2 separate regions of the Homo sapiens genome follow, and region 1 is linked to region 2. The links are chromatin contacts, found by Hi-C in ENCODE. All regions are on one chromosome and are shown on one strand. Each heading gives the region's core, a stretch centred on a gene start or an enhancer-like site at or near the end of the contact. The rest is flanking DNA. Distances are from core to core; before and after follow the strand shown.

What was found. Hi-C counts contacts between places; a loop is a spot of excess contacts on that map. Pooled maps may share reads with other maps.
Region 1: a loop to region 2 is called in a map of dorsolateral prefrontal cortex, with 4 times the contacts of the local background. The contact joins the promoter of DKFZp451B082 here to the enhancer-like site in region 2. A Hi-C loop is called at or near these places in 2 of 168 maps with a recorded cell type or tissue (both dorsolateral prefrontal cortex) and 4 of 50 pooled maps.

The regions. Positions count from the first base shown.
Region 1 is chr6:163,345,425-163,349,578 of GRCh38, forward strand. DKFZp451B082 (a long non-coding RNA gene) reads right to left here and starts at 1,609. Exons shown (of 4, transcript NR_033862.1): 1 at 955-1,609.
Region 2 is chr6:163,248,432-163,252,385 of GRCh38, forward strand. The region is part of intron 4 of PACRG (parkin coregulated); the gene reads left to right. Among named protein-coding and RNA genes, the nearest start is that of PACRG-AS3, 58 kb to the left of the region's middle. Within about 2 kb of position 1,405, at least 3 of the 41 ENCODE cell types and tissues checked have a DNase peak (open chromatin) inside an H3K27ac peak, as active enhancers do; they include dorsolateral prefrontal cortex, where a contact is called at or near this core.

The sequences.
Region 1 (4,154 bases), core at 359-2,858, 97 kb after region 2:
AGTGCCACTTCTGCTTCAAAGTACGGACAGAATCAAAGTACGTTGAAAATTAGGCTCAGGGCCGGGTGTGGTGGCTCATGCCTGTAATCCCAGCACTTTGGGAGGCCAAGGCAGGCACATTGCCTGAGTTCAAGAGTTCAAGACCAGCCTGGCCAACATGGCAAAACCTTGTCTATATTAAAAATACAAAAAATTAGCCAGGCATGGTGGCAGGTGCCTGTAATCCCAGCTACTCAGGAGGCTGAGGCAAGAAAATTGCTTGAACCCGGGAGGGAGAGGTTGCAGTGAACCGAGATTGCGCCGCCGCACTCCAGCCTGGGCGACGGAGTGAGACTGTCTCAACAAAAAAAGAAAGAAAGAAAGAAAATTAAGCTCAACTCCTAACTGCATCCAGGGAGGGAATCCTAGCTCAGCCTCAGAGGGGATGGGCTCCTCCCCAGTGCAGAGAAGCCCCTACATCAGCCCAGACCGTAGAAAGGAGAAGACAGCAGGAATTCTGGGAATCTTTCTTAGTGTGCAAAAGGGGCCACCTCCATGCAATTCAGGCATGGGGGCCAGGGCAGGTCCACAAAGCCTTGGCCACCTGTGAAGACCAGAAGCCCTGGCCTCGCTGGGGCCACTGAGTCAGGCTCATGGTCCTCGCCCCATTCCCCTCCAGCAGCCCTGTGGCTCCACCTCCAGCCTCCCATCGTTGAGACACAAGGACAGGGATCCACGCCATGAATCAGCTCGAGGGCTTCTTGGCTGCACAGGCCGAACCCTCAGGTCTGAACATCCCTAAAAATAAGGGCTGGTGTCAAGAGGTGGCAGAGAGAAACCCTGACACGGACACAGAAGGGAAAAGCACAGCCCAGGAGCCCCTTTCACATCAAAGCTTCTTTTTCTGGGGATGCCGAGGAACAGAGTACAGGCAAACGGTGCCCTTCACCTTCAGAAATACCCCGATATGCCTACTTTCCAGTTGAGATGACACAGCAGGAAACTTGAAAACTTAGTTTCTTCTGGTTGGAAGGCTCCTCCCGGCCACATGCCCACCGTCCAGTTCCCGCTCCCTCAGTGCCAGGCAGTCCAGAGGCTCCAGGGGTTCGGCTTGGACATAACCGGAGCTCCTCCGACTCCCCAGGCAAGCACTCTGTCATTGTCTTCCAGACTGTTCTCACAGATGCCCCGCAAAAGAGCACAAAAGCAGCCGCCAGAGGCCTGGAGCCCCGCCAAGAGGACAGGGCCCCCGGGACAGAGGGACAGAGGGGGGCTGTGCCCAGGTGGCCCTGAGGCTGCCCAGGACTCACTGGCTCCTGCTGCTCCATCCACACAGCAGACAGAGAAGCTTCCAGTCGGCAAAGGGCTGGGAACGCTGCAGCGCCGGCGCTCGGAATATTTGGATTTTCTGAATGTTAACACACTGGAAGCTCCTAAGGCAGCCAAGAGGCTATGAGCTCAAAAGCTTTGTGAGAGCTTTTCTCGGAGAGCTCGTTAATGTGGTCATTTAATGGCATAGTCTTGAATCCGAATCCTTAACTGGAGCTTTAAATAGGACTGATAAGTGCTCCATAGGCTTTGGGGAAGCGGATCAGGCCCATGTGCCCTCCTTGTCCAGGGGCACTGTTTGCAAAGACCACATGTGGGGCCAGGGCACAGGGGGAGGAGACCCACAGGCCAGGGCTGGGCAATGCGGATCTTGGCATTAAAAGCACAGGCCGGGTAGGATGGCTCCGTGTCCAGAGAGCGGCTTAGTGGAGTGGTAAGAGGCACATTCCGATTGCCTCGCTCCCTGGAGCTGCCTCCAGCACTACCATTAACTTGGATAAATCCCATAAATTCACCCGACCATGAGCACAAGTGCTGCTCAACCCACCCAGCCACCCCACCCGCAGGCCAAAAATACGAGGCAGCACTTGCCTAGTGACTCACATCCTCTGCCTGGGCCCCGCCCCTCCTGCCTATAGTCCTGCTTCGTGCGACCTTCAGGGAATATATAGAGTTGGGGGAGATTTCTCAGGATATTTTTGGGAGACAGCTGTTTGTGATTCAACTTGACAGTTATGGGTGGCTATGGCCAAAAGGGGGCTGGGCGCGGAAACTAGAGCTGGGGAACGTGGGCAGGGAACCGGTGGACGTGGAATTCCCAGTATAATGTTGCCTTATATACACTTACTAAGCGCATGGATGGGTGAATGAATAAGTGAAGGATTGACTTCTCTATCTGCCTTAGAGGGTGGAGTTGAGGTCAACCAAATCCTACTCAGAAATTTCAGACACGAAATATCAGATCCTAAATGAAGAATTCCTCTTCTGCAGTGTTCACGGCATGGCACGTGGTGGCCGCCACAGAATGATTCTCCCCTGTAATCGGTTTCATCCCCAAACCTTGGTGAGATGTAAACCTGCTCCTCCAGGCCTTGACTTCCGCAGTTGGGCCAAAATGTGTTTCCTGAGACTGTGTCCCCACTCGATCCTGAAATGTTCACTGCTTTCATGGGGGGAAATGAAGGAGGGGGATCTTGTTCAAACAAGATTGGGAAACACTATACACTACATTTCCCTCTTGGATTTTACAACATTCATTAACACTGAAGACGGAAAAGTCCTGCAATAAAGAAACCTGGTTTGTTTTTTTTATTTAACCCAACATGTTCCAAATTTACTTGTCCAAGAAGAACACATTTTTGCAAAGTCTCGGTGTGGTAGAGAGAACGATGCCCCCTCCTCCACCAAAGACGTCCACGTCCTAATCCCCAGAACCTGTGAATACCTTACCTGGCAAAAGGAATTTTGTCAGTGTGATTCTGTGAAGGATTTGGGGATGGAGGGATTGTCCTGGATGATTCAGGTGGGCCTAATCTACTCACAAGGATCTTTAAGAGAGAGGCAAGAAGATTAAAGTCAAAAATGACAGGACGATGACTACAGGACAAGTTTTGAAGAGGAAGAGGCCACAAGTCAAAGAATGTGGGTGGCCTCTAGAAGCTGGAAAAATCAGGGAAATGGATTCTCCTGTGGCATCTCTGCAAGGAACACAGCCCTGCTGACACCTTGATTTTAGGACCTATTTCAGAGTTCTGACCTCCAGAATTCTAAGAGAACCCATTTGTGTTGGTTTGAGCTACTAAGTTTGTGGCAATTTGTTACGGCAGCCATAGGAAATACGTATTGATTACTAGAATTTGGGAAGTGAGGACACCCCTGCTTAATGATCACACACTGTAAATATGTGTCCCCAGCAGCCCATCTGCTTCTCAGCTTCAGGCCCTCCTGGAGTTTGTGTTTGTGGATATGGTAAAAAGCTGTTGAAGGATCGCATCCTTGAATAAATCAGTGTCTGTTATTACCTGTTTTTCTCAAAGCTGGTCCCATAGAGCTGGGACTAACGGGCTGAGCTTCTGTTTTCATGGCTGGCCCAACACAAAACTGTGAAAAGTCTCCTCTGAGGGGACACAGCTGGGAAGAGCACATGCCAATGTTCTGCCCAGGAGTGATGAGTCTCTAAGAGTTAAGGGCCCTGCTGTGAACATCCTGACCTTCTCAAAGTTCAGGGACAAATCTAATTAAAGAGGCACTGTCACACTTCTCAGCCTTCTCCACAGAATCCTTTGGGAAACCAGTTCTATGTCAGTGTTTCGGGCCAAGAATCAAAGTGACCAAGATTCTCAGAACAAGCCCCTGATGGATGTTTTGATGTAAAGGTCAGAGAGGTTGAAAAACAAAGTGTAAGAAGCATAAAACCATCCTGCCAAAAGTTTTGCAAAGGAGACCTGCATCCGAAATGAAATTGCTGAGTCAGAAGAATACCTCCAAATTCTTTGTTCTTCACCTGTTGGGTCTTTAATACAGAAATTCAGGAGTTTGTTGAAACCCATAGTTCACTTGCTTTGGAAGCAGTTACAATGTACTGTTCTCCAGGGAACATCCACCCGAGTGACACAGTACGCAGTGTCACACACAGGCCCCATTGTGCGCCTGCCCCCAAGTCTCTGGGTTCATTGTTTCCTTTGGAACATTCGCCCCAACCTCCACGCATCCAAGGCCTGCTGTCTCCAAGGCCTGTGCCTCCAATAGGCTGCCCTGGCTCACCAACCAGAAACAATCTTTGGCTCCCTAGAGCAGTGAGTCACCCAGGCCCTGGTCTCTCTGGGGGTGCCTCAGTTCTGTGCATG
Region 2 (3,954 bases), core at 155-2,654:
AAAAAAAAAAAAAAAAGATTTTGTGCTACCACATTCCTCAATTATTCTAATATTTTCCCCAATAGAAATATTTCCTCATAATGCAAACACACTATTCCGAGAAGCAGAATACTTTTCTGGATCTAAGTTGTCTGATGGTTTCTCTGGGTGATGTGCTGCATGGCAATTGCTTTCCCATGAAGCCACAGAATTCCCAATTTCCAACAGGAGCCCAAATCTAATCCAAAACTCTATTTCACATCTGACAACTATTAGGTTTTCTGATAGCCTTGAGTAAGCAATGACATGTGCTTCTTTCTAGAAAAAGGGCATGACCCTCTGTCCACTTAAGACGAAGCTGAGGGAGGCCAAGGCGGCCAGATCACGAGGTCAGGAGATCGGGACCATCCTGGCTAACATGGTGAAACCCCGTTTCTACTAAAAAAAATACAAACAATTAGCTGGGCATGGTGGCAGGCGTCTGTTGGGACACTACTCGGGAGGCTGAGGCAGGAGAATGGCGTGAACCCGGGAGGCAGAACTTGGAGTGAGCCGAGATCACGCCACTGCACTCCAGCCTGGGCAAGAGAGCGAGACTCTGTCTCAAAAAAAAAAAAAAAAAAAAAAAGACAAAGCTGAGAATCTGGTTTGTTCTTAATGAAACCAATAGAAAGTCGGTCACTTAAGTTTTCAATTTATAGTGCTTTCTTAGCCATAACAGAATGAGAAACATGTTTTGATCATGTCTAGTGGCCTGTACGCTGAAACAAGGATGCACGCAAAGTCTCTGGGTCAATATTATGTTGCCTGTAGAGTGGAGGTTGCCCTCAAACTCAAATTTCTCACTGCATTCCAACATTATGGAAATGGCATGGCTAATCATTTCAAAAGATCTGAAAATACTAATACATTTTCAAACATAGAAATTGTCCATTTAAAAAAAAACATGCCCATTATCCAGCCTTTCAATATGATTAAATTCATTTGTTACATTTATTTGATTTGTTTGGGGCCAAAATAGCCGGCTGGCAAGTGCATATCACCAGTACAAACCTTAAGTTATGAATATGACTGAAAGGTCCCAAGTTAATTCTAGTTAAGGGCATGAGCCTTTCAGAAGGGGGATCCTGATGGGCCGGAAGTGGAGCCAACTCTCTCGCCTCCTGTGCCTGCTTACATTCCTGGTTTGGAGCAAGTTATTAGATTCCATGGGACCTAGTGGTCTCCGGGTGCTGTGGAGATTGTGTCGGATGCCAGGCCACGAAGACTTAGCAACCAGCGAAGTTTCTGTGGTTTCCTGGCAGCAGAAGTTGACTGTGAAGTGTGAGTTTGCTTGGATGACAGGGCACCCGGCTCCGTGGTGACCGGCTTCTGGGTTGGCTTCTCAGTGCAAACTGAAGTTTGAGTCAGAAAAGGCTGTTGTTTAAATTGGAGTGTCTTTTATGCCAAACCAACATGGATGCTCCTTTGTTCTCAAAAGGGAAGTGACGCCAGCTGGCCAGTCTGAGGCTAAGTATTTGCACAAAGGCTGACCAGATGACACACACTCCTTGCCCATTGTGGTTCCCACCGCAGGGAATGTCCATGGCAAACTCTCTGGAATGATCCTCTAGGACTGCCACTCTTGTGAATAGTTGGTGGCATTCTTCCAAGTGGTCATAAGGTGATAGACACATTTTTCTGATCATCACATTGTCCATTGCAGGAAACAACAGTTGCACCATTTTTGTAAATGGTAGCTAATGAAGCAACACAAAGTTCTGATAAAATAAGAACAGAGGTAACAAAGCAACAGACTGCCCTCTTAATGGCGCCACCAAAATGTGCTGTAAGATTGAATTTGCACCATAACCATTGAAAAATAGGAAGTACAAAACCAGAGATATTTTTCCTTCCCGCTGATTGCCTGGTCATGAGACAGACTGGAACAGTGCTTGGCTATAAATTTGTTAGCAGCTGAAATGCTCGGGGGCCCCATGCACCGGAGTTCTGCTCCTCCACACTGCTTCTGCAGAATTAGGAGAAAGCATTGCATTTTACTATCTTTTAAAATTATGAATATTGGAAACTTTGCTGAATTCTTTTATCAGTTCTAGGAGCTTTCTGGAGGAGTCTGTAGGTTTTTCAAGGTAAACGATCATATCGTCAGCAAACAGTGACAGTTTGACTTCCTCTTTACCAATTTGGATGCCCTTTATTTCTTTAAGAACTAGAAGTAGAACTACCATTTGATCCAGCAATCCCACTACTGGGTATCTACCCAGAGGGAAAAAAGTCACTATTAGAAAAAGATACTTGCACAAGCATGTTTATAGCAGCACAATTCACAATTTATGTTTATGTTTATAGCACAATTTATATTTATTTTATAGCACAATTTATATTTATGTTTATAGCAGCACAATTCACAATTGCAAAATTGTGGAACCAACCCAAATGCCCATCAATCAATGAGTGGATAAAGAAATTGTTGTATATATATATATATATATATATACACTATGGAATATTACTCAGCCATAAAAAGGAATGAATTAACACCATTTGCAGTGACCTGGATGAGACTGGAGACTAATATTCTAAGTAAAGTAACTCAGGAATGGAAAACCAAGCATCATATGTTCTCACTGATACATGGGAGCTAAGCTATGAGAATGCAAAGGCATAAGAATGATACAGTGGACTCTGGGAGCTTAGGGGGAAGAGTGGGAGGGGTCAGGGATAAGAGAATACATGTTGGGTGCAGTGTATACTGCTCGGGTGATGTGTGCATCAGATTCTCACAAATCACCACTAAAGAACGTACTCATGTAACCAAATACCACCTGTACCCCATAACTTATTGAAAAATAAAATATTAATAATAAAATTTAAATAAATAAATAAAATTGTGCATATTGGAAAAGAACTGGGATCATGCAGCCTTTATTGGGAACTTCTGAAACCTTATCTCTGCACTTTGGAGGTCGTTGCACATTCGATAGTGATGGAGAACACGTCGGGGACTTCCCGGAATGCAATGATTATGTATTTTAGTGGATCTTAAACTGGTTTCCCAATATTCAATCATAATCTTTGGCAGCCTGAGTGGCAGAAACATTTGCTTTCTATGGGGTCCTGATTTTTAGCTAATATTTTGGGAACACTCTTAGTGTGTATTAATCGTCCTCTTCTTTGGCCATAGCTCATGAGGTCAACAGTATAAGGGATGAGAGTGAAGATCCCTGTTACTCATCCATTCTGTATTGCGCTGCTCGGACCTCCACAGGAGAAGTTAGGGCACGAAATCCAAGTGGCAGCTCATTATTGGCATGCAATGTAAAATACAAATTCCAGGATGCTCAGACTTCCAGGACATCTGAGATATAGCCTTTGGAAAATAAGAAATGGGCTTGCGATCATAGTTAGTTATTACTACTGGGGGCCGTGGGGCCTGATTTGGGGTCTTTATCATCTACTAGCTGAGCGACCTTGGGTAAATTGCTTAACCTTTCCATGGTTCTTCAAATGGAATAATAATAATATCAACTCTGACTGTTACATGGTTCGATGTAATGGATGAAGGTTGAAGGAGACAAGGCACCTGTATACCTGGTCTAAGCCACAGCTAAGCACGGTGTCTCTGCACAGTAAATCCTCCCGAGCTGTCTGGTGATCAGTGTTGCCTTTTGTGTTGCTTATCCACACCGCAAAACGCTCCCACGTGCGTTTCCTGCCTGCCTCACAATTACCCCACAAGACGGGTGCACTGCATCTCACAGAGGAGGAAGCAGAGCCAAGAGACAGGCCTGGTGCACGTGAGGGCCGCAGCCCCTGCTGCTGTGAGCACGCCCTCTGCACCCACTGAATATTCCCCAAGCATCGCTGACGCTCGGCCAGGCGCCGGCCTTCGTTCCTAGGCTGTCATCTCTGGACAAGGCAGACGCAGGCCCTGCCTTCGTGGAGTTTAGATGAGCAGCAGGGGGGCGACATCAT